2 separate regions of the Homo sapiens genome follow, and region 1 is linked to region 2. Evidence: read pairs that join two places in POLR2A ChIA-PET (ENCODE). Cell type or tissue: MCF 10A. All regions are shown on one strand. Each heading gives the region's core, and the rest is flanking DNA. Links, peaks and the distances in the headings are about the cores only.

The links. ChIA-PET counts read pairs that join two places held together with the same protein. Peaks named below come from ENCODE experiments on the same cell type or tissue, not always from the same donor. Only the 100,000 strongest peaks of a DNase experiment are listed, where the experiment ranks them.
Region 1: POLR2A ChIA-PET joins it to region 2 with 6 read pairs; 3 of 35 experiments call an interaction of 5 or more read pairs at or near these places.

What each region holds. Positions count from the first base shown.
Region 1 is chr1:179,055,961-179,066,513 of GRCh38, reverse strand. FAM20B (FAM20B glycosaminoglycan xylosylkinase) reads right to left here. Exons shown (of 8, transcript NM_014864.4): 5 at 2,416-2,587; 6 at 2,018-2,209. Among named protein-coding and RNA genes, the nearest start is that of TOR3A, 21 kb to the left of the region's middle. In MCF 10A, for the core only: no CTCF peak of the experiment used is centred there; no DNase peak of the experiment used is centred there.
Region 2 is chr1:179,137,782-179,148,334 of GRCh38, reverse strand. The region is part of intron 1 of ABL2 (ABL proto-oncogene 2, non-receptor tyrosine kinase); the gene reads left to right. Among named protein-coding and RNA genes, the nearest start is that of TOR3A, 61 kb to the right of the region's middle. RefSeq lists enhancers at 4,493-5,692, 9,011-9,517. In MCF 10A, for the core only: no CTCF peak of the experiment used is centred there; DNase peaks (open chromatin) are centred at 4,784, 5,154 and 6,284.

The DNA of each region.
Region 1 (10,553 bases), core at 3,612-8,611, 83 kb after region 2:
GGAGTTCACAGACCAAAGGGAGAACTTGAAGACCCCTAAGCCTGCAAAGGTTTTAAGGACCAGAGAGAAATAAAAGCCATTTATATTAGATTCCCACAAACAAGCAGATGACCATTACTTGTAAAAAGAAGTCACACTTATTCTACTCCCAAATTAGCAATATCCTATTCCCTACAAGTAAGTATAAGTACAGATTCAAATTGGAAAAACTGTTCACACAGGCTGAGGAAACTGATTCACAGCAGATGCAAAAATTACCTTAGCAGCAATTCAGAGTTAGAAAAGGAGAACTGATTCTGGAAAACTGTCAACCTTTCAATCTTTCCAGAGGCTCACCTTAATAGCTAGAGTCTGGTAGCCCTTAGTACAGTGTAGGTCCTCCAGTAATTCAAGGCAAAGGCAACTGCTATGGTCTGAATGTTTGTGTCCCCCTCAAATTCGTAATCCCTGGTACAACAGTCCAACAGTATTAAGAAGTAGGGCCTTTGGGAGATGATTAAGTTACGAGGGAAGAGCCCACATGAACGGGATTAGTGCCCTTATAAATGAGGCCAGAGGGAGCGTGTTTACCTCTTCTGCCATATGAGGACACATAGAAGGCACCATCTGAGAAACAGGCCCTCACCAGACACTGAATCTGCTGGCACCTTCATCTTAGAGTTCCCAGCCTCCAAAACTGTAAGCAATACATTTCTGATGCTTATGAATTACCCAGTCTAAGGGATTTTGTTATAGCGGCCCGAGTGGACAAAGCAACTATTTTGATATACACCAAATATCAAGTATCATGTGTATCACAGGATGAGTGCTATGTGCTTTGCTGTAATGGGGTAGAGGGAGAGGCAGTGTTTGCTGGTTTTTCATTTTCTGTGGCCATCACCATCTTTCACAAAGCATGAGGCGCCTGGTGTTCAGTATAAGATGGTGGCATCATTAGCAAATGCTGCCCAAGCACTCTTTGCTGAGGAGCCATGTCTTAGCTTATTTCCAACAACCAATGTTAACAGTAGTGACCTAGGGCCTGGAAAATTCTGTACTCCAAGGAAGCGTTCTATTTAGTAAATATTTATTAAATGCAACTAAAAGTGTGGCACTACACCTGTAATCCCAGCACTTTGAGAGGTCGAGGCAAGCAGAGCACTTGAGGTCAGGAGTTCAAGACCAGCCTGGCCAAAATGGCGAAACCCTGTCTCTACTAAAAATACAAAATTAGCGAGTGCCTGTAGTCCCAGCTACTCAGGAGGCTGAGGGTGGAGAATCGCTTGAACCCAGGAGACAGAAGTTGCAGTGAGCTGAGATTGTGCCACTGCACTCCAGCCTGGGCAACAGAGCAAAACTCCGTCTCAAAAAAACTTAAAAAAAAAAAGTGTGGCACTAAACCGGCCACCACAGAGAATGCAGAATATGAAATGGAAATACAATGTGCTCTCCAAATAGCTCAGGCCTAAAAAAATAAGGACATTCTATTTATTCAAAATGAATAAACATTTTTTATTCAAGATAAAAGTAACTTGTTGTTATATATAAAATCCACACTAGGCAACAGCTCTTCTTCCCATGACAGCAAAAGTATGGACCTAGACAAACACAAAAATAGCAAAACATCCTACCAAATAAATTAATTTTTTAATTGCAGGAACCTTTGGATAGAATAAATTTAACGACAAATTCCACACTCTATTACATCTGTATTTCTCAAGCTTCTAAACACCAAATATCATAGCCAAGAAAGAACGATGTAGGTAGTAACAAATGAATAACCCTGGTTTTCCAGTTGTCTGAGAAGAGGCTCATAGAGTCTTAGACTCCTTGGAAGAACCACTTTTCCATTTTTTGAAGTACTGAGATCCCTGAGAGTGGAGAGAAGGACAGGTACCAATAGCAAAGACTCCAAGTGGAAAAAAGAAGGATGTTGCCTATCAATTGCATTCTGGATATTCTCCAGGATGCTCTGGAAAATGCCCTTCTTTCATATACAGAAACCCCTCCCTGACAAGGACAGTCCTGCTGGTCTCACCTTTTGGCATTATCAAGAAGGATGAGCATACTAGCGCCTTCATCATCTTGAAAGCTCTCATAGTGATGGCGGTCAGCATTGCCAATCAGGTAATCAAAGACAGCTGTGTCAATGATGTCCAAGAGGCGCGGGCCAGAGTCATAAGGGGACGTTTTCTTCACAGCATCACAGTAGCTCTCATCATACTCCCACCTGGAGACAAGCAGCATCACAGCACTGAGTGACAACACTGTACCTGGCACTGTTACACACAAAGAGAAGACAGAGTTCCTACCTACCGGTTTGCCCCTGACTCCACAGTTCTTTTCACTCTTGGACAGAACTGCTGGCTCCTTTACAGAGTTGGCACCTGGCTAGGCACAGGGGAGAATTAAGTAATGGCTCATAGGAGCATTTACCTGGCCAATTTGCCTTCTCGGTAAGTCCTGCCCCATGGGTGACGGTGCTTCTGCAGAGGCCACACATCTGGAAGCCAAAGTGTGACAGATCCCTCCATTATGTCTCCATCAGCACAAGCTGGTTCTGTTTCTCGGCAGTAATAGCACTTCCCATAAAAACAAGTATTGTTTCCTAAAGGACAGAAAGGAGCCAAATACACTTAAGGAAATAACGAAGACTCCAAGTTCTCTCCCAAATAATGCAGAACAGAGTAGCTAAGTAAATAAGCATGGTGAAAACAAAGACCCTGAGTTTACTATATTTCAAACATTTATTTTCCTGTATAGGTAATAAAAAAGCACACGGTGTAAAAAAAATTTAAAAAGTACAAAAGGATATACACCCAAAAGTAAGTTGCCCTTGCCTCCTGTGTCCTTTCTACCCAGTCTCACTCTCTGGTGTCAACTACCATCACCAGTATCCTTCAAATTCACTTTTTGTTTGTTTTGTTTTTGTTGTTGTTGTTGTTTTGAGACAGGGTCTGGCTTTGTCATCCAAGCTGGAGTGCAGTGGCGTGATCTCAGCTCACTGCAACCTCTGCCTCTGGGGCTCAAGCCATCCTTCCATCTCAGCCTCCTGAGTAGCTGGAACTATAGGTATATGCCTCCATGCCCAGCTAATTTTTGTATTTTCCTGGTAGAGATGGGGTTTCGCCATGTTGGCCTGGCTGGGCTCAAACTCCTGGACTCAAGTGATCTTCTTACTTCAGCCTCTCAAAATGCTGGGATTATAGGCATGAGCCACCATGTCTGGCCTCTAAACTCACTATTTTATTTTTTTTTGAGACTGAGTCTTGCTCTGTCGCCCAGGCTAGAGTGCAGTGGCAAGATCTTGGCTCACTGCAACCTCTGCCTCCCAGGTTCAAGCAATTCTTCCGTCTCAGCCTCCTGAGTAGCTAGGATTACAGGCGCATGCCACCATGCTTGGCTAATTTTTGTATTTGTAGTAGAGACAGGGTTTCACCATTTGGTCAGGCTGGTCTCAAAACTCCTGACCTCAGGTGATCCGCCCACCTCAGCCTCCCAAAGTGCTGGGATTACAGGTGTGAGCTACCGCGCCCGGCCTGAACTCACTTTAATTAAAGGAAAGTAACATCCTCCTCTTCTTCATTAGGGCTGAGATCTTGGCCAGAGTGCCCAGGGGAGGGCAAAAGAGGTCATGTACTAGGCCAAGTGTGGCCAAGAGTTTGGTTACATAGAGGGGTAGGTATAGAGGAAGGGGGGAAGTTGAGCAAATAAGTAGACAGACTGAGTGTAACAGTAACCAGGCTTCTCACCAGTGGAGAAGAGAGTTAAACATACAGAAAGAGAGAAAGCCAGGATAAATCCTGCAGTGGTGAATTAGAATTGGAAATACTAGTTTGAATTGATGGGTGTTTTTTTTTGTTTGTTTTTTGTTTTTCTTTTTTTGAGATGGAGTCTCGCTCTGTTGCCCAGGCTAGAATGCAGTGGCATGATCTTGGCTCACTGAAACCTCCGCCTCCCGGGTTCAAGCAATTCTCCTGCCTCAGCCTCCCGAGTAGCTGGGACTACAGGCGCCCACCACCATGCCAGCTAGTTTTTGTATTTTTATTAGAGATGGGGTTTCACCATATTGGACAGGCTGGTCTCAGAACTCCTGACCTCATGATCCACCCACCTCAGCCTCCCAGAGTGCTGGGATTACAGGTGTGAGCCACTGCGCCAGGCCTGAATTGATGGTTTTAATACACACAGATTCAGAAAAAGATACAGATGTATCTTGTGTGTATGTATGCACACATATACATATATTTCCCACCTCTGTCCTTCAAGAGAACATGGAAACAATGACACCCAGGAAGTAATGAGCACACCTAGCGCCCACAGGGTAGTTCCTAAATACCATTTTAGTACCACATTAAAAGGAATTAAGGAGTAGTGGTGTGCACCTGTAATTCCAACTACTTGGAAGGCTGAGGCAGGAGGATCGCTGAAACCTGAGAGGCAAAGTTTGCAATAAGCCGAGATTGCGCCACTGCACTCCAGCCTGGGAGACAGAGCAAAACTCCATCTCAAAAAAAAAAGGAACTAGGGTTCCTTTTAATGATCCTGGACCACAGTGTTATGCCAGTTGCAAGAAAGTGCTTGGAGAATGATGGGACCATTCCAAAATGACACAGGAACTAGTTTGTAGAGGTTCCCACCGGCCAAATGTGGAACAGTTTAAGCATCCAAATAATTATAATGGTCATAAATTGTAGCTCATAGTGAGTTCATGGTGATATAAATAAGCACATGAATGTGTGGAGGCAGGGGAGTTCTACCCTTCAACAGAATGACAACTAATAGGTCTAGAAGCAACGATAGAATGAAAAAAATCATCATTTGATGACCAGGAACTGTGGCTCACATCTGTAATCCCAGCACTTTGGGAGGCCAAGGGAGAAGGATCACTTGAGCCCAGGAATTCGAGACCAGCCTGGACAACACAATGAAACCTTGTCTCTATAAAACTAAAAGTAAAAACATTAGCCAGGCATGGTGACTCATGCCTGTAGTCCAAGCTACTCAGGAGGCTGAGGTAGGAGGATTGCTTGAGACCAGGAGATTAGGCTGCTGTGGGCCATCATCGTGCCACTGCACTCCAGCCTGGGTGACAGGGTGAGACTCTGTCTCAAAAAAATAAAAATACAAAAATCATCACTTGGTGATACTGCTGAGAGAGAGCATTTCAAAAAAAAAATCACCATTTGGCAACTATCATACTAAGTGAACTCCTGATCACTTGAGGTCAGGAATTTGAGACCAGCCTGGCCAACATGGCGAAACCCTGTCTCTACTAAAAATACAAAATTAGCTGGGAGCAGTGATGTGCACCTGTAATTCCAAATACTCGGAAGGCTGAGGCGAGAGGATCACTGGAATCTGAGAGGCAAAGGTTGCAGTAAGCCGAGATTGTGCCACTGCACTCCAGCCTGGGTGACACAGCAAAACTCCATCTCAAAAAAAAAAAAAAAAAAAATTCGACAAAGAGTATTTACATCTCATGTCACAAAAGACTATATGCCCTAGGGATGAACTCCTATACGTCAGTAAGACCAATGACACAGCAGAAAATGAGCAAAGGATATGCAAAGACAGTTAACAGAAAATACAAATAGCTCTCAAACAAAAAGATGCTTCATATGAAATACACAAAACCAAAAGTTTAATAACATATTGTTGGTGAAGCTAGCAGAAAGAGTCACTCTTATATATTTCTATGGGAATATAAACTGGTTAAACATCTATATAGGATAATGTGGCCACACCTATCAAAACTTAAAATGCACGTGCCTTTTGACCTAGCACTCCCATTTCTAGAAATACTTGCTCATGTGTGAAATAATATATATGGGTGGTCCCCAACCATTTTGGTACTGGGGACTGGTTTAGTGGAAGACAATTTTCCACAGACAGGGGTTGGGGACTGGGTGGGAATGGTTTCAGGATGAAACTGCTCCATGTCAGATCATCAGGTATTAGATTCTCATAAGGAACGTGCAGCCTAGATCCTTCACATGTGCAGTTCACAATAGGGCTTGTGCTCCTATGAGAATATAATGCTGCCACTGATCTGACAAGGAGCTGGTGCTGAGGCGGTAATGCTCGCTCACCCCTCACCTCATGCTGTGCAACCCAGTTCCTACCACGCCACAGACTGGTACTATTCCGCAGCCCAGGGGTTGGGGACCCCTGACATATATACAAGGTAATTCTGGGCAACACTGGTTGTAAAAACAAAATATTGGAACAACATTTAAGTCCAATAAAATTCTGGTTATATGAATTATGGTAGACCCAAATAATGGAACACTTTGCAGTGTGAAACAACAAAACAATGAAGCTCTTTTGATGTGATACAGATTTCTAGAATCTATTAAGTAAAAAAAGTAAGATGCAGAAGTATGCAAAGTGTGCCATATGTTGTATAAAATGGTAGAGATAAATAAAAAAATATATATATATTTCATACAAAAAGACATAAGGAAATTACTAGTTAAAGGTTGCCACTTGGAGAAAGGGGAAGGAACTAGACAGACGAGAAAATTTTTCATTGAATTTCACAGAATTTTTTTTTTTTTTTTGAGACATAATCTTGCTCTGTCTCCCAGGCTGGAGTGCAGTGGCATGATCTCGGCTCACTGCAACCTCCACTTCCCGGGTTCAAGTGATTTTCCTGCCTCAGCCTCCCAAGTAGTTGGGATTACAGACGTGCACCACCACACCCGGCTAATTTTTATATTTTTAGTAGAGATGAAATTTCATCATGTTGGCCAGGCTGGTCTCAAACTCCTGGCCTCATGTGATCCTCCTGCCTCAGCCTCCCAAAGTACTGGGGTTACAGGCGTCAGCCACCGCACCTGGCCTGAATTTCCCTGAATTTTGAATTGTGTGAATCCATTACTGATTCAAATAAAAATGTAAAGCCCTAAAACAAACAAAATACTGCCTGGTATAGGAAACCTGTTTCCTATAGGATACAATCCAAACTCTTGAGTTTGGTAAGTAAGAATCTTCATAACTAGAAGGGAGAATGTGGGGTCTGAGGTCAGGTTCCTGGGGTTAACATTTAGACTAGTTTAATGATGAGATTGCAAGACTCTGGGCATGTAATTTAGTCTCTCTAAGCAACTTCTGTAAAATGGAGACAACAATAGTACCTCCTCCACCACTGAGTTGTGAAGAGTGAATGAGGCAATCCATGGCAATGCTTAGCACAGTGCCTGACATATTGTCAGACACCAATCGATGCCAGCTACTTATTTTAATAACATGGTTCGATCTACCTTTCCAGAGTTCAATATCCCTGTTTCAGTACCATGAGCTGAGGCTCTGAACCTCTATTTCCTGGATTGCCAAACTTTTAAAAACTGGTTTTCTGATCAACTCAGTCTCCATGCTCTCCTTGGGTGAACTACCAACTGTGACAAGAATGTCTATGGCTTCAGCCAAGCCTTTTCTCCTAAACTGTAGGCTTTAGCTCCTAAATGATTAGTCTACACTTACTCCTGGATGTGCCTGTGAAGGAAACAAAATATCCAAGATTAAATTCATTATCTTTCTCTGCTCCACCTCCCTAAATATGCTCCTCTCCCTACATTCCTAAAATAGTTAACAGCTCCACTAATCATTTGTCATCCAATCCAGAAACCTAGGAGTCATTCTTAATTTTTTCTTCTCTCTCAATTGCTCTCCCAGCCCAAATGTTCACCAAATTCTTTCCATTCCAACTCTTGAATAGCCCTTAAATCTTTCTATTCCCTGTCCCTGCTTTAGTTCTCTTATTACATATGAATTCACAACACTCCCAGAGTGCTCTCAGCTCTTGATTCTCCCCTTCCCAATGCACCCTTGACAATGCTGCCACAATTCGCTCTTGAAATTCAAATCTGATTTTTCCATATTCAAACTCTTTTAATGGCTTTCTAGTGCCTAAAGAGAAAGTCTCTACTCCTAAGCATGGTACACAGGCCCTTCAGTGACACTGTCCTGACCAGCTGTCTTCCTCACTGGCCAGCCCCCACACATCCTTTCCTTCAGCTAAACAGCACAGTCTCCTGAGCTTGTTGCTCTTCTCTCATTGCTCATCACCCTTGTCCAGGCTCTGTCCTCTACCTGGAACAGGGTCAACTCATAGGGTCTGTAAGCTGGATGGGAACAAAATTACATCTTTATTTTCACTAACCTCTACTAAAAATTAGCATTTCCTTCTATTATGATGGCAGGGAGCAAACCGTCATATTTGTATTACATGTGACTTTGTCTCTACAAGAAATCACGGATTTTTCATATCATACTAGCATTGTTGCAGATAACCTCAAAATACTATTTATAATCATAGTTTGAAATCACAGTAGTGACTAATCTGATAGATCTTATTTAATGTGTTAAATAACAAAGCACATATTACTGTATCTAAATTTGCTTTTTAAAATTTTTGATACTGAAATTATACTTCAATATTATTGGTTTCATTTATAAGTCTATGTATTTTAATTTCTGTATGTATTTAAAACCTTTATTTTTAGAAAGGATCTGTAAGCTTTTCCAGACTGCCAAAGGTATCTATAGCACAAAAAATGTTAAATACAAACCTAAAATATTCTTTCCCACTGTATCTACCTAAGAGACTGCTATTTTCCCTTTAAGACTTGGTTAAAATATCACCTTCACGAATTATCACCTGGCCATAACTTCTTGGCCACCTCCCTATTCCCACCCCCACCCCAACAGTCCATAGCCCCTTTGTACATGTCTGGCTCCCGCACTAGACAAAGATCCTTGAAGATAAGAAGGTCATTCAGTTTTGCATATTCAGCACCTAGCTCAGTACCTGTCAAACAGAAGTGAAATAAAGTCGTACTGAATAAATAAAGACTATAAGCTAATGAAAGATTTTAGAGTCTTAAAATCTGAGTTTGGATCCTGGCTAACAATTAGTAGTTTTGTGACTTTGGGAAAGTCATTAGACACTTCTAAGCCTCCACTCTTAGGTATAAAATGTGGGTAACACCTCACCTACTTATTGCATGCTATTGTCAAAAGGATCAGATAAAGTAACAGTGTGAACATACTTGGGTAGGTTGCCGGGGCTACACAGATTTTAGTTATTCTTGTATTATAGGCCAACTTACTTAATAATACATTTTAAAAATTGCATCAAGAGAATGAAACAAGTTATACATTTGAAGAAAATATTTTTTTTTTTTTGAGATGGAGTCTCACTCTGTCGACCAGGCTGGAGTTACAGTGGCGTGATCTCAGCTTACTGCAACCTCTGTCTCCTGGGTTCAAGCAACTCTCCTGCCTCAGTCTCCCAAGTAGCTGTGATTACAGGTGTGTGCCACCATGCCCAGCTAATTTTCGTGTTTTTAGTAGAGACAGGGTTTCACCATATTGGCCAGGCTGGTCTCGAACTCCCGCCCTCAAGTGATCTGCCCACCTCGGCCTCCCAAAGTGCTGGCATTACAGGCATGAGCCACCGTGTCCAGCTGGAGAAAATATTTTCAAAAGACACATCTAACAAAGGACTTTCGGCCATACCATACCAAGAACTCCTAAAACTTGACAGTAAGAAAACAACCAACCTAACTTAAATATGAGCCAAAGACCTTAACAGACACCTCAGCAAAGATATACAGATGACAGAAAAACATATGTAAAGATGCTGTACATTATATGTCATCAGGGAGATGCAAACTAAAACAATGAGATACACCTACTAGATTAGAATAGTCAAAATCCAAAATATGACAACATCAAATGCTGCCAAGGATGAGGAGCAACAGGAACTCTCTCTTTGCTGGTGGGAATGCAAAATGGTACAGCCACTTTGGAAGACAATTTGGCAGTTTCTTACTAAATGTACTCTTACTATATGATCCAGAAATCACACTCCTTGGTATTTACCCAAAAGAGCTGAAAACTTATGTCAATACAAAAAGCTATACACAGATGTTTATGGCAGCTTTATTCACAACTGCCCAAACATGGAAGCAACCAAGATGCCATTCAATAGGTAAATGGATAAACTGTGGTACATCAGACAATGGAACATTAGTCAGCAATAACAAGAAATGATAAATCAAGCCATGCATGAAAAGACATGGAGGAATCTTAAATGTGTATTATTAAGTGAAAGAAACCACTCTGAAAAAGCTATATACTGTGATTCAACTATGTAACATTCTGGAAAAGGCAAAATTATGCAGACAGTAAAAAGATCAGTAGTTGCAAGGGGATTGGAGAGAGGGGTGGAGAATGATGAATAGGTGGAACATAGAGGATTTTTAGATCAGTGAAAATACTCTGTGTGATACTATAATGATGTATACATGTCATTATATATTTGTCCAAACCCACAGAATGTGCAACACCAAGAGTGAATGGGAATGTAAACTATGGAGTCTGGGTGATTATGATGTGTCAGTGTGGACTCATCAATTGTAACAACTGTACCACTGTGATGTGAGATGTTGATAATGGGGGAAACTATGCATGTGACGGGCAGCGGTTATTTGGGAAATCTCTGTACCTTCCTCTCAGTTTTGCTGTGAACCTAAAGCTGCTCTAAAAACAATAAAGTCTAAAAACAC
Region 2 (10,553 bases), core at 2,563-7,562:
GTGCGGTGGTTCACACCCGTAATACCAACATTTTGGGAGGCTGAAGTGGGCAGATCGCTTTGAGCTCAGGAGTTTGAGAGCAGCCTGGGCAACATGGTGAAACCACTTCTCTACAAAAAAATACAAAAATTAGCCGGGGGTGATGGCACACACGTGTGGTCCCAGCTACTCAGGAGGCTAAGGCTGGAGGATTGCTTGAACCTGAGAGGTGGAGGTTGCAGTGAGCTGAGATCATGCCACTGCACTCCAGCCTGGGCAATAGAGTGAGACTTTGTCTCAAAAAAAAAAAAAAAAAGAAAAGAAAAGTGGTGCTGATAGACTTGCTCAATGTAGGGTTGCCACAAACCTTCAATTTGTGAAAAACACAGCGTCTGCAAAGCACAGTAAAGCAAAGAATAATAAAACAACATGTACTTATACTATTATTGACTAACCTAAAGAGAGTTAATCTTGCAAAAGCTGAGGTCTCTCTATTGCTTTTTTAAAAAAAGTTTATAGATTTGGAGGGTACAAGTGCAGTTCTTCCATGGATATATTGCCTAGTGGTGAAGTCTGGGCTTCCAGTGTAACCATCACCTGAATAGCATACATGACATGGGACCCAATAGGTAGTATTCCACCTTTTGGAGTCTCCAGAATATATTATTCCATTCGGTATGTCCATGTGTACCATTGTTTAGCTCCCGCTTACAATGAGAACATAGGGTTTTTGGCTTTCTGTTTTTAAGTCATTTCACTTAGGATAACGACCTCCAGTTCCAACCATGTTGCTGCAAAATACATGATTTTATTCTTCTTTATGGCTAAGTAGTATTCCATGGTATATCTATACCACATTTTAAAAACTCCAGTCATCCATTGATGGACACTTAGGTTGATTCCATGATTTTGCTATTGTGAATAGTGCTACAATAAATATATGGAGTGCAAGTGTCTTTTTGATAGAATGATTTCTTTTCCTTTGGGTAGATACCCAGTAGTGGGATTGCTGGATTGAAGTATAGTTCTACTTGTAGTTCTTTGAGAAATTTCTATACTGTTTTTCGTAGAGGTTGTGCTAACTTACATTTCCACCAACAGTGAATAAGTGTTCCCTTTTCTCTGCATCCTTGCCAACATCAGTTGGTTTTTTTTTTTTTTTTTTTTTTTTTTTGCATTTCTCTGATGATTAGTGATTGGACCATTTATTCATATGTTTGTTAGCCACCTATGTGTCATCTTTGGAAAATGTCTGTTCATGTTCTTAGCCTACTTTTTAAATTTTTTTTTTTTAAAGACAGGGTCTGGCTCTGTCATGTGGGCTGGAGTGCAGTGCTGTGATCTTGGCTCACTACAGCCTCAACCTCCCAGGCTCAGGCCATCTCTGGGCTGATAAGAGTCTATAGTTGTCACCAGTAAAGGAGAATTTGTATCCTGTCTTTAGGTAGAAAAGCAAGAGGATATGGAGAGCTTTTCCCCTATTCATTGCTTTAGGCTCAAAAATAATTTTTATGTCAGAGACATATTTTGGGGTGATATATCTTTTTCCTTTCCTTTTTCCTCATGGCAGAAGGCAAAGGAGAAACAGGCACCTTCCTCACAGGGTGGCAGGATGGAGTGAGTACAAGGAGAGGAAATGCCAGACGCTTATAAAATCATCAGATCTTGTGAGACTCACCATCACGAGAACAGCATGGGGGAAAATGCCTCCATGATCCGATTATCTCCGCCTGATCCTGCCCTTGACACGTAGGGATTTATGGGGATTACAATTCAAGATGAGATTTTGGGTAGGGACACAGCCAAACCATATCACTTGGGACTCAACCTCAAGATATCTCATTATATATATGCACATATTCTAAAATCTGAAAAAATTTTAAACCTGAAACACTTCAGGTCTCAAGTGTTTTGGATAAGGTATACTCAACCTGTGCTACTGCTGCTTCTCAGTGAATTACATGGCCATCTACCCAGTTACAGTTAAGCCTAAAACCTGGCAGCCGTTCTTTATTTTCTCCTTCTCTCTTATGTTGTATCCAAGTAATCTGCAAGCCCTGTTGATTCCCTCTTCAAACCATATCGTTAAGTTCTTCCACTTTTCTTTGTCTCCACTGCCACCATCCTATTCTAAGCCAACATGATCCCATTGCTGAACTACTGCATAGTTTTCTGCTTCTAATTTGGTTCTCAATGTAATTCATTTTTTTTCATGTAATAATGGTCTTTTAAAAAATGGAAATCAGCAGCCTGGCCAACATGGCAAAACCCCATCTCTACTAAAAATACAAAAATTAGCCAGGCATGGTGGTGCACACCTTGTAATCCCAGCTACCCAGGAGGCTGAGGCAGGAGAATCGCTTGAACCTGGGAGGTGGAGGTTGTAGTGAGCCAAGATCACGCCACTGCACCCCAGCCTGGGAGACAGAGCAAGACCCTGTCTCAAAAAAAAAAAAAAAATGGAGATCAGACCATATGGCCATCCTGCTTAAAACTGTTCACTGGATTTCCATTGCACTTGGAATAGAATCCTAAATCCCTAAGCACTTGATTTGGCCAGCCCCTGTCTACCTTACTTTGTTTCATGCTCATCTTTTGACTTCCGTAACAGTAGCCACACTTCTTATTTCCTGTACATACCAGGTTCTTTTCCTACCTCAGAGTTTTTGCATTGAACTTGCTACATTGTCTACTCAGAATGCCCCCGCTCCTCCTCATCTTTGCTTAGATTCTTCTTTTGCTTCTGGCCTTAGTTTGTCACGTTCATTAAAGTAATGCACTTTTCCACCTCAGCCTATTAAAGAGATTTGCAAAAACTGAAAATGCTACTCTTATCTTCTTAATTCTTTTTTGAAAATAGTTTTCTTTTTGGTAAAAATATGTTATTAACATAATGGGTTTATTGTTATTTTAGAATTAATAGGTATTCAAATTTCTCATTAAAATTTCAGGTTTAATTTCAAATATAGTAAATACTGATAGCTATAACATAAACAAAAGGCCTTTGGAGACCTTAGTAATTTTAATTTTTAATTATGACAAAGTATCAGAATTTACTATTTTAACTATTCGTAGATGTACAGTTTAGTAGGATTAAATATATTCATAATGTTGTATAGCCATCCATTTGCAGAACTAGACTTCCAGAACTAGAAAAATTCTAAATATTTCATGTAAGTAGAATTATATAATATTTGCCTTGATGTGTCTGGCTTATTTCACTTAGCATCATATTTTCAAGGCCCATCTACATTGTAGCATATATCAACATTTCATTCTTTTTATGGCTAAATAATACTTCATTATATGTATAGACCACCTTTTGTTTATCCATTTATCTCCTCTTTATTCCAAATTATGCTATAAGTAATTGAAAATGTAACTACTAATTATTGGTAATTTAAATAGAAGATTTATTGATTAAATAGTAAACCATATGGTATAGAGTCTACATATGGATAGAATGTGGATGATGAAGATCCTTTCCCATACCTTTTTTTCTATAATCCGGAGAATGAGATATTCAATCTGGTATTTGAAATTCTTAGTCATAATTGTGGTAACCTTTAGTCATCTAACTCTTTTATTTGTCCCTTGATGTTGAAAGTACTGGCTTTATAAAGGATAATTTTATTGAAAACATAAGCTTTGTTATTTTAAATAGTTAATAATTACCTACATTAAAGTTATTCTTTCTCTAATAAGGTTAAGTTACCATTTTATTTTTCAATTTTCTCTAAGGCTGTTTCAGTCCTGTCATCCTATTATCTTACCCTGTTACTTATATTGACCTAGAACAGGGGCTGGTACATAGTAGGTGCTTAATAAATATTTATTGAGTGAATGAGTGTTCTCAGATACACAGTTAAACAAACACTCTTTTTTTTGTTTTTTTTGAGATGGAGTCTCGCTCTGTCGCCCAGGCTGGAGTGCAGTGGCGCGATCTTGGCTCACTGCAAGCTGCACCTCCTGGGTTCATGCCTTTCTCCTGCCTCAGCCTCCCGAGTAGCTGGGACTACAGGCGCCCGCCACCATGCCGGGCTAATTTTTTGTATTTTTTGTAGAGGTGGGGTTTCACTGTGTTAGCCAGGAGGATGGTCTCGATCTCCTGACCTTGTGATACACCCACCTCTGCCTCCCAAAGTGCTGGGATTACAGGCGTGAGCCACCGCCCCTGGCCTACAAACGCTCTTTAATATTATTTTTGTAGATCATACATTAAAGTCATGTATTATTTGTAGGTTTTACTAGTTTAATTCTCATAAAGTACTATCATTTTCAGGTTTTTAAATTTTCTTTAACTTTGTTCCTGTTTATTAACAAAGATTGGGCTTTTTGCTTTAAAAACTTTTAACACTCAGGCTGGGCATGGTGGCTCATGCCTGTAATCCTAGCACTTTGGGAGGCTGAGGCAGGTGGATCACGAGGTCAGGAGTTTGAGACCAGCCTGGCCAACATAGTGAAACCCCGTCTCTTCTAAAAATACAAAAAATTAGCTGGGCGTGGTGGCGGGCGCCTGTAATCGCAGTCACCTGGGAGGCTGAGGCAGGATAATCACTTGAACCCGTGAGGTAGAGGTTGCAGTGAGCCGAGATCGCGCCACTGCCTTCCAGCCTGGGCGACAGAGCGAGACTCCGTCTCAAAAAATAAATAAGTAAATAAAAATAAATAAGTAAATAAACTTTTAACACTCAAAAGTTTTCAACACTATATTGCCATGTTTTTAACCTTTATTAAGCTATAGAGCCAGATTGTTAGCAAAGGCAGTTATTTCTTGGCTTCTGTGCTCATGAATCAGATCACAGCTATTTCTTTGACTTTGGCTTTGTGGTTTCTTGAACTATTTAAGTGATGTAAAAGATGAGTCTTGTTAGGCGTTTCCTTTCTTTTAAAAGTGTATTTCGTGTTTTATTGTAAACAGATTTTCTCCAAGGAAACTTTTCTCTCTAGTCTCACCTCATCATCTCCCTATAAAATAGAGATATATTAACTTCTACATTGTTTTATTATTAGGCTATTTGTTATACATATATATGTTGGTTTTTATTTTACTTACATTTTAAAAGTGTTCTCAGAGATTTTGAAGTAACTCCATTCTGACTCAGTCTTTTGCGGATTGCTGGAAATTTTCCTTTAGGTCACTCTCCACCCACTTTGGGAATTGTGAATGCTCACCATTTTATTGGTTCCCTCTGGCCACTGAGTACATGAGTAAATGTCACATGCATGTGGTATTGCTTGTCAGAGAATGGAATTCTAAGACTTCCTCTTTACACAGAACAGTTTAACTTTTGTGCTTCTGGGCAGAGGTATGGTCCTTGGGACAGTTCTCCTTCCACCTAATAGTTATGGCAGAGATCAGGACACTTCACTTTGCTGCCTGTGCACTGAGGCCTCAGAATCTGCTCTACCCGACTTAACAGGTATGGTTCAGAGTTGATAGTTTCAGGGAGGCTTGATAACCACATTAATCAAGTGTGAATGAAGATTTCAAAAAATTCATCTTATCTGCTACTGTTTTTGTCTTCATTCTTGGTCAGTGAAAGTTTGTGTGCTTTCTTGGGGGAATATCTCATAGTAGGATCTCAATAAATACTGAATGGAAGAATGTATGGATAATATGTAGTATTTTGTAATAATAAGATATAGATGGCTTGATGTGAAGAACTTAAGCTATATTGAAAACTGTTGAATAATTTACCTTACATAATTTTTAAAAGAAGTTATTAAAACTTATTAGCTTCTTAGAGAATATACAGTCAGATAAAGTAGAATTCTGGCAAGATAATGTTTATAAAATACTTGAAAATGCCTAAACTAAAAATTTGTAATATTAATTTCTCCTATTACTACCTGACAAATTTCTAATTAAACTGATAAAAGTTACTGAATGACTAACTGGTGAAAAGTATTTTTAATAAAATTAAACATGAAGCTTAGGAATTTTCTCAATTTCAGTTTTATTATTTTGGGTTTTAACTTTTTCAATCATGATAATTTACTTTGTACAAGTGGCTATTCTGTTTTGCTTTATTTTTGTTGTAGCCTGCAACTGTAGCAATAGAAAAAAAATGCCTTTTTTAAATTGTGATAATATATTTCTGTTATCTAGGTTCTTTACATGTGAGTGAAAATCAGTCTTCTCTTATCCCATCTTAAATCTCTGATCTACCTCTATAGCAGTGAATAATGGAAGATAAGTTAACTTGATATCTAAGTTACCTAATTTATAGTAGTCATTTCATTTTGTTCAAAAATAAACCATTCCCAGCCCACACACTTGCATTTGGGCGTATACAGTACATCTGAATCATCCAGACATGTCTGTCTTAACCAATGAGGAAAGTGACATAGACTATAGCTACTGGGTAACACTGACATTTACTTGCTCTTCCCACAGGCTTTTGTTTTCTTTTGTTTTTGCCTTTATCCCTTATCTTGTTCCCCCTCATTTAGTTCCCTTACTCTTTATGATTCAAAATATGTTCGTTCTTAGCTTCAGAAAAATGTTAGGGTGTTTTTCTCTTTGAAAAAGTTTTCCTTTTGTTTGGTGCTAATGGGTAGAATGGTGTTTAAGTGGATATCCTGTGCAGACAGATTGTGCAGGAAATTGACCCTAAGTTCTTTGAGAACAAAAGAGGAGTGGGAAGAAAGAAGAAAGGAAGGAAATAAGATCTTTTGACTCAACCAAAAAGACCGTAAAACCAGAGACGGGAAGAAGGGGAATGGGGAATAAGAAGGATTGTTTTCTAAGTTGTGGTTCTTTTAGTACTTTGGCCTCAAAAATTACTTTTATCCTATAGTTATTACTTTACATATTTCAGAAATATAATATTGTTTGGCCTGCATATATCTTCTAAATTTACATAAAATCGTGCTGTAGATCTCATTCTGTTTTCTCCTTTTGTCAGATAACACAACTTTCAGGAAGTTGACTTGTCTTTAAGAGTCCTCTTTTGGGTTCAGAGTTTCCCCTTATTATAAACATGTCCTTGCGTATTGACAGTCTGTCACTCTACTGTCATCAGTGCAGAATTCCTATTAATCTAATTTTTTTTTTTCTTAAAGACAGGGTTTTGTTCTATTGTCTAGATTGGAGTACAATGGTGTGATCTTGGCTCACTGCAGGCTCAACCTCCCAGGCTCAGACAATCCTACCTCAGCTTCCTGGGTAGCTGGGACTACAGTTGTGTGCCACTATGCCCAGCCAATACTTAATTTTTTTTTTTTTTTTTTTTTTGAGACAGAGTCTTGCTTTGTCACCCAAGTTGGAGTGCAGCAGTCTGATCTCAGTTCACTGCAACCTCTGCCTCCCGGGTTCAAGCAATTCTCCTGCCTCAGCCTCCCGAGTAGTTGGGATTACAGGCACCCGCCACCACACCCAGTCAGGGTTTTGCCATGTTGGCCAGACTGGTCTCGAACTCCTGACCTCAGGTGATCCACCTCGGCCTCCCAAAGTGCTGGGATTACAGACGCTAGCCACCACACCTGATGAAGTCTCATGATGTTGCCCAGGCTGGTCTTGAACTCCTGGCCTCAAGTGATCCTCCCGCCTTGGCTTCTCAAAGTGCTGAGATTATAGGCATGAGCTACTGTGCCTGGCCTGCGTTCATCCAGTTTAAATGTTTATCTAATTTTAAGTCTGAAACCTTGCCAGACTCTAGAGTTTTGTTTTATATTCTTTCCTCTCATAGCATCCTCTGTGAGTAAGGATGTATACATAGTTCATTCATTCAGCAAATCTTTTTTGAGAGCCTCTTATATGTAGACACTGTTCTGGAGTCACTGTTCAGTGAACAAAACAGACAACAATCCTGGTCCTCATAAAACTTACATTTTAGCAAGGAGACTTAGATACATGAATATAATAATAAATAAGTAAATTATACACTATGTTTGGTGGTAATAAGAGCTATGGAGATAAAATAAATCAGGAAAGGAGTCAGTGGGGGATGTGAGAGTGTTATCAAGAATAGATGTACTTTAAAATGGAATAATCAGAGAATGACATACTGAGAAGGTAACATTTGGTGAAATGTCATGGGGAAGAGTGTTTTAGGCAAAAGGAAAAGCCAGCGCAAAGGTCCTGAGGCAGAAGTGTGCCTGCTTTGTTCAAGCAATAGCATTGATGTCAGTGGCCAGAATAAGGTAGAGGAATAGCAGCAGGAGATGCTGGGCAAGACCAATTGTGAAGGACCTTGCAGGGCCTTTAAGGATTTTAGCTTTTACTCTAAAATGGGGAACCTTTGAAGAGTCTTGAACAGAGGAGTAGCAATCTGACTTATGCTCTGAAAGATGGCTGGTATGTTGAGAATAAACAGTAGGGAACAAGCACGGAAGCATGGAAATCAGGAGTCTAGTGAAATAGTCTACATCAGTGGTCCCAACCTTTTTGGCACCAGGGACCAGTTTCATGGAAGTCAATTTTTTCACAGACTGGGTGGGGAGCGGTGGTTTCACATGAAACTGTTCCACCTCAGATCATCAGGCATTAGATTATCATAAGGAGCATTCAACCTAGATCCCTTGCTTGAGCAGTTCACAGTAGGTTTCAGCTCCTGTGAGAATCAAATGCCTCCACTAATCTGACGGGAGGTGGAGCTCAAGCGGTAATGCTCGCTGGCCCGCTGCTCACCTGCTGCTGTGTGGCCCAGTTCCTAACAGGCCACAGACCTGTCTGTGGCCCAGGGGTTGGGGTCCCCTTACCTAGATGATGGTGGTCATGAAGTGGTACTGAATGAGAAGTGGTTAGATTCTGGATATATTTTTGAAGGCAGTGCCAATGGAATTTCTGAGTGAATTGGATGTTGTTTGTGAGAGCAAGAAGGGAGCTGTGTCCGGAATTGGTGGGTTCTTGGTCTCACTGACTTCAAGAATGAAGCCGCAGACCCTCGCGGTGAGTGCTACAGCTCTTAAGGTGGCGTGTCTGGAGTTTGTTCCTTCTGATGTTCAGATGTGTTCGGAGTTTCTTCCTTCTGGTGAGTTCGTGGTCTCGCTGGCTCAGGAGTGAAGCTGCAGACCTTTGCAGTGAGTGTTACAGCTCTTAAGGTAGCGCGTTTGGAGTTGTTCGTTCCTCCCGGTGGGCTCGTGGTCTTGCTGGCTTCAGGAGTGAAGCTGCAGATCTTTGCGGTGAGTGTTACGGCTCATAAAAGCAGTGTGGACCCAAAGAGTGAGCAGTAGCAAGATTTATTGCAAAGAGCGAAAGAACAAAGCTTCCACAGTGTGGAAGGGGACCCGAGTGGGTTGCCACTGCTGGGTGGGTGGCCTGCCCCGCGGGAAGGCAGCTAAGGCCCAGCGAGAAATTGAGCGCAGCACCGGTGGGCTGGCACTGCTGGGGGACCCAGTAGATCCTCCACAGCCGCTGGCCCAGGTGCTAAGTCCCTCATTGCCCGGGGCTGACAGGGCTGGCTGGCTGCTCCGAGTGTGAGTGCGGGGCCCGCCAAGCCCACGCCCACCCGGAACTCCAGCTGGCCCGCAAGCGCGGCAGGCAGCCCCGGTTCCTGCTGGCGCCTCTCCCTCCACACCTCCCTGCAAGCTTGAGGGAGTGGGCTCCGGCCTTGGCCAGCCCAGAAAGGGGCTCCCACAGTGCAGCGGTGCGCTGAAGGGCTCCTCAAGTGCCACCAAAGTGGGAGCCCAGGCAGAGGAGGCACCGAGAGCGAGCGAGGGCTGTGAGGACTGCCAGCACACTGTCACCTCTCAGAGCCATGAAGGATTCCATGGTTTTTGGCCTCAACATTTGAAAAGATGGAATTGCCATTAACTGAAATGGGGAATTCAGTGAGAGAAACAAATTTGGAGGGAAGGATGGATGATAGTTTTGCATATTGAGTCCCAATGGTGTTATTAGTGATTTCTCATCTTTATATTCTGAAGCCCAGCACAGTGCCTTGCATGTGGTATTCACTCAAATTACTAGGGATTTCTTTTTCCCCAATAAACATTTAAAATAATTAAACAGGCTGGGCGCGGTGGCTCGTGCTTGTAATCGCAGTACTTTGGGAGGCCAAGGCAGGTGGATCGCTTGAGCTCAGGAGTTTGAGACCAGCCTGGACAACACGGCAAGACCTTGTCTCAATAATAATAATTAAACAATATCTGACAGCCACTGGAAAACTCTCCTAAACTGGCAGCATTTTGGAGCTTGAAAAGATCCCTGGGTCATTCTCTGGAGCTGTAATCAAAGTAACTGAGTTATCAGCATGATTAATATCCAGGCAGGGGGCAGGTTTCATAGTGAGGTTTAATGCTGTGTGCTTAAAACACCCCAGCTGTTTTCAGAAATACAAGAAATCTTAAGTTGCACTGTAGATTCCCTGAGCGTCCATCCTGAGAGCTTGGGCTGTTGCAGATGCAGCAGGCGCTGACATGGGAGGAGCTGGCACCACCTGACAGCAGAGGGGTTCATGGAGGCATCAGTTTAATCAATCATCCTTCTTAAACTTGCTGTGGATGTAAGGCACCCGGTCCAGAATTGGCCTCCAGTCAGTGGCCCACAGCAGCTCCACAGTGCCCGTGGCGCCCCTTATGTCCACTGTGGAAATCCAGTTCTTGGCCAGCTCCTGATTGTGTGAGCC